2 separate regions of the Homo sapiens genome follow, and region 2 is linked to region 1. The links are chromatin loops, found by intact Hi-C in ENCODE. Cell type or tissue: OCI-LY7. All regions are shown on one strand.

Region 1 (2,500 bases):
TAGGCATGAGCCACCACGACTAGCCCATTTTCTTAATCAAATGATTTCACTTCTTTTTTAATTCACAGAAACACATTTATACAGTCACATTGTAAAATGATTCAAACAACCCAGAAGTATGTACAAGAAAATATAAAATTCCTCTAACTAGCTTCAGGATGTGTTACGCTGGCCTGGACTACATTTCCCAAACTTCCCTTTCTTGTATATTTCTGGTTAGAGGGCACCACAAGAGACACTCTTGGGAGGTTTGCAAGGTGGAAAGGAAATACCACCATTTTGTAGGTCACACATGTTTTTGCTGATCTGCTGATTCACGTCTTCAGCACAAAGCAGCGGCTAGGCCTGCTACTGCTCCTCCTTCCCCTGGATCCCCGCCAGCTTCTCTGAATCCCAGGCCAGGTGGTTGTATTTTGCTCTGTGACCAAGATCCCAGCTTCTGCAGGACATCCACACCATCAATGCCAGATGCAAAAGAACTGATGCAAGTTTTAGCCCATTCTCATGAGGCTCCCGCTTGTGCTTGGTGGTTCCAACATCTTGATCTCTCCCAGTTTATATCCATCGCCCCTTCCTGACCGCCTGCCCTGTGGACTGCAAGCTCCAGCATCACATGCAGATACAACTTCCCTACAGAGACTGCTAAACAAGCCCCCACAGCTGAATAAGGCCAATGAGATGATGTCTACATATCTCCCAGTGGTTTAGCTTCTTATTGAACCCTGACCGAGAGACACTTCCTCTTTACCGCCCCAACCTCCCTCCCTTCTCCAAGGTTAACCATTATGAACAGTTTGGAAAATAGTCTTATAGTTTTTTCCCCTAGGCATTTATACACATGCGCGTGCACACGTGCGCGCGCGCACACACACACACACACACACACACACACACACATACACATATACTCAAAAAGCTTTGCCTTTAGTTGAATGGCTTACCAGCTGATGTTTTAGTTGGATGTTCTTATGTAAATATACTGCACATGACTTACAAATATCTCCATGAATTTAGGTTTCATTTCCTCTCCTGTGTGGTTGCTTTCAATGCTATCAGCCAGAGCCTTCTCTCTACAGCTGCACAGCCAGCTCCACCTGGCAGCCCCTTCTTGTGCTGAAGAGCCCTACAGGAGCTGCTTCCATTTGAGGTGGGATGTCTGTCATTCAAATTAGATGCCTCTTTTTACCATCATGCATCAAATGCCAGGGCTTTCTAACTGCTCAGGGCTCAGGGCATGCAGCATTTCAAGTACGTTCAGCCTGTCCTTCCACTCTCACCATCAGTTCACAGTGGCTGCAGATCTTGGAATTGCTCCATCTCGTTCTCTTCCCACAAGATTCTGTCCCTGTACGCTCACTCCATGGAAAGGGCAGTGTCACCTCCTTTCAAAGGACATATTATTTAGAACCTCCAATTTAACTCAGAAAGTTACCAGTGGGCACCTGAGCAATCCATCCCGACCAGAAGCTATCAGCAGGTGCTGCACAACAGAGATGCTTGTGAGAAAGCAGGGCTTTCTGTTGTTTAGTTAAGGGAAAATCACCTGTTGAGAGTTTCAGGTTGCAATCCTGTAACTAGCGTTACAATGCCAGGAGCCCTACGAGGGTAAATCTAAGAGAAGCAAAGATAAGGTATTTGCTGTTTGTCTTAGTCCATTTTATGCTGCTGTAACAGAATAGTTGAGACTGGGCAATTTACAAAGAACAGAGATTTATTTCTTATAGTTCTGGAGGCTGGGAAGTCCAAAGTCAAGAGGGCTGCATCTGGCAAGGTCCTTCTTGCTGTGTCATCCCATAGGGGAAGGCAGAAGGCAGAAGGGCAAGCAAGCATGTACTCAAGTGAGAGAAATAAGGGAAAGCGGCTGAACTCATCCACTTAGCAGGAACCCACTGACCCACTCCTGAAATAATGGCATTAACAAGGGCAAAGCCCTCATGACCTAATCACCTCTTAAAGGCCCCACATCTCAACACTGTTGCATTGGGAATTAAATTTCCAGCCGCACATGGTGGCTCATGCCTGTAATTCCAGCACTTTGGAAGGCCAAGGCAGGCAGATCACAAGGTCAGGAGATCGAGACCATCCTGGCTAACACAGTGAAACCCTGTCTCTACTAAAAATACAAAAAAAAAAAAAAAAATTAGCTGGGCGTGGTGGCAGGCACCTGTAGTCCCAGCTACTCGGGAGTCTGAGGCAGGAGAATGGCATGAACCCAGGAGGCTGCACTTGCAGTGAGCCAAGATCGCACCACTGCACTCCAGCCTGGGTGACAGAGCAAGACTCCATCTCAAAAACAAAAAACAAAAAACAAAAAACCAAAAGTTTCCAACACATGAACTCTGGGGGACACATTCAGAACATAGCATCCCTGAAATATTTACCTTCTTGTCTAGGCATCCAAACTAACACATATTAAACAACCAGAAAAAGCAACCAAGGCTTTAACTTCATAAGAATTGGAGCCATTTGGTAGTTAATTGAAAAATAGTATATCTGGGAA
Region 2 (2,500 bases), 430 kb before region 1:
AGTTGAGTCAGCTAAGAAACAGCTATTTGTAGGAGAAGCAGGTTTGGGACAGGTGACAAGGCACGCAGGGCGCTCGCTGTGCTGGTGGTTCTGGAAGACAGGGTGTCAGTGTGGACAGGGATGAGCATGGCCTGGATGAGAAGGCACGGGGCAGGAGCCTGAGCTGCTCTCCTGGGCCTGGCCACAAGCCCAGGGCAGCTTCTCTGGGTCTGTGAACTGAGGGGTGATGTCCTGGGATGCTCTGACACTCTAGAAGGAGAGAAGAGCCTTTCCAGCTCAGCCTTTATAAACAGTAGCTGATCTCCCTCCTGCTCCCCAGTGTCCTCCCCGCCATCCCAGCAAATGTGCAAATAGAAGGTCCCCGTTCCTCATGATCCTCAGAGAGCTGGGGTGTTCTGATGGCTTGAACAAGTAATTTGGAAATTTTGGGTTTTGGAGGAGTTCTCTGATAGGCTGATACATTTCGAGTTTAGAGTTCCCACCCCACATCCCCACACCCCGAGTCTAGGGCATTTAGTGCTCCACCAGGGAACCTGTAGAGTGAGGACGTCTGCATGACAGGCTGGGCCTTCTGATGATGCTCAGAAGCAGAAAGTGTGCCTGCTTCAAAGTTGGTGACGATGATGTTTCTTGATCAGAATAGGGCATTTCTTATTTCCAATCCTTTATCCTCTTGAACTTACTAAAGTAGAATCAGGTCTAAAAACCGGAGTTCTAATGTTTGAGAGTCCCTGGGACTCTAAAGTATATGAATGTTCTTTGAAAACAAATACCATTTTGTTCAAGCAAAAGGCTTATTTCCAATCCTCTTTCATTTGGTATCAAGTATTTTACTGGATTCTTACAACTATGGCGTAGTAACATTCACTGAGGAGGAAATGGAGGATCCAAGGATGGAGCAAGTTGCTCTGGGCACACAACACATTTGCAATTTTACAGCCTCTTGGTGGCATCTCAGTCAGACATTCCATGCACTGATCAATGCCCTATTCGATTAATGTAAAAGGACACACTCAGCATGAGATTCCAGTTGTGCACAGAATATACATGAGAAGTGCGCCTTTGTCATCCCTACTTTCAAAGGTGAAGGCCACCAGCAGTATCTTGCATGCAACTGATGCCTTTCAAATGAAACCTTACATCTGCATAGTCCATAGACAACCACAGGCAAATGTGAGGGTGAAACTCTGTGTTCTACGTTGCTCTGTGTCAGTGAAGCAAGGCAGTGCCAGTTCAGAGGGCTCTGGGGCCTCAAGACAGGGATGACTGGTTGTGGGTACTGCAGCTGCGAGCAGAGCAGTCAAACATAACTGCTGATGCTTTTCTTTCAGTCCTGCCGTCATCACTGACAAAGTAATCCCAGCTTGTCTGCCATCCCCAAATTATGTGGTCGCTGACCGGACCGAATGTTTCATCACTGGCTGGGGAGAAACCCAAGGTGAGATAAATTCCATTGCCCACATAACGAATTGGTTTTGACCTACAGTCCATGTGACAAAATGATCATTTTGGAGAAAGCTGTGCAAATTCCTATCCATGAATGTGGTCCACCCCACTCCTGATTTTGCCTGGGCACCTGTCTATGTCTTAATCAGTCTTCAAGGCACATGATCAAAGGGAGGAAAACTGTGTCTTTGAGTCTCTCTCTCTCTCTCTGTTTTCAGAACATTTTTATTTCAATTAATTAATTTTTAACTTTTATTTTAGGTTCAGGGGTACATGTGCAAGTTTCTTGTATATGTAAACAGTGGTTTGTCATGCAGATTATTTTGTCACCTAGGTACTAACCCTAGTACCCAATTCTTAGTATTTCCTGCTCCTCTCCCTCCTCCCACTCTTCTCCCTCAAGTAGGCCCCAGTGTCTGTTGCTCTCTTCTTTGTGTCCATGAGTTCTCATCACTTAGCTCCCACTTATAACTGTGAACATGTGGTATTTGGTTTTCTGTTCCTGTGTTAGTTTTCTAAGAATAACGGCCTCCAGCTCCATTCATGTTCCTGTAAAAGATATTACCTCATTCTTTCTTATGGCTAAACAGTATTCCATGGTGTATATGTACCACATATTCTTCATCCAATGTGTCATTGATGGTCATATAGGTGATTCCATGTCTTTGCTACTGTGAATAGTGCTGCAATGAACATTCATGTGCATGTGTCTTTAGGGTAGAATGATTTATATTCCTCTAGGTATATCGCCAGTAGTAGGATTGCTGGGTTGAAAGTTAGTTCTGCTTTTAGCTCTTTGAGAATCACCATACTGCTTTCTACAGTGGATGAACTAATTTACAGTCCCACCAGCTGTTAGTGTTCTCTTTTCTCTGCAACCTTGCCAGCATCTGTTATTTTTTGACTTTTTAGGAAGCCATTCTGGCTGGTGTGAGATGATTTTTCATTGTGGTTTTGATTTGCATTTCTCTAACGATCAGTGATATTGAGCTTTTTTTCATATGTTTGTTGGCCACAGGCATGTCTTCTTTAGAAAAGTGTGTTAGTGTCCCCT

Evidence for each region. A loop is a pair of places that touch in the nucleus more often than their neighbours do. Peaks named below come from ENCODE experiments on the same cell type or tissue, not always from the same donor. Only the 100,000 strongest peaks of a DNase experiment are listed, where the experiment ranks them.
Region 2: it touches region 1 in a loop (5-fold over the local background); 1 of 110 quality-filtered maps calls a loop at or near these places.

What each region holds. Positions count from the first base shown.
Region 1 is chr6:161,169,611-161,172,110 of GRCh38, forward strand. All of the region lies in intron 2 of AGPAT4 (1-acylglycerol-3-phosphate O-acyltransferase 4), which reads right to left. Among named protein-coding and RNA genes, the nearest start is that of AGPAT4-IT1, 8.9 kb to the left of the region's middle. RefSeq lists enhancers at 207-501, 903-1,012. In OCI-LY7, no CTCF peak of the experiment used is centred here; DNase peaks (open chromatin) are centred at 721 and 1,051; H3K4me3 peaks cover 1,704 bases; H3K27ac peaks cover 1,918 bases.
Region 2 is chr6:160,739,980-160,742,479 of GRCh38, forward strand. PLG (plasminogen) reads left to right here. Exons shown (of 19, transcript NM_000301.5): 17 at 1,332-1,438. Among named protein-coding and RNA genes, the nearest start is that of PLG, 39 kb to the left of the region's middle. RefSeq lists an enhancer at 2,379-2,448. In OCI-LY7, no CTCF peak of the experiment used is centred here; DNase peaks (open chromatin) are centred at 562, 1,212, 1,922 and 2,312; H3K4me3 peaks cover 2,335 bases; H3K27ac peaks cover 2,500 bases.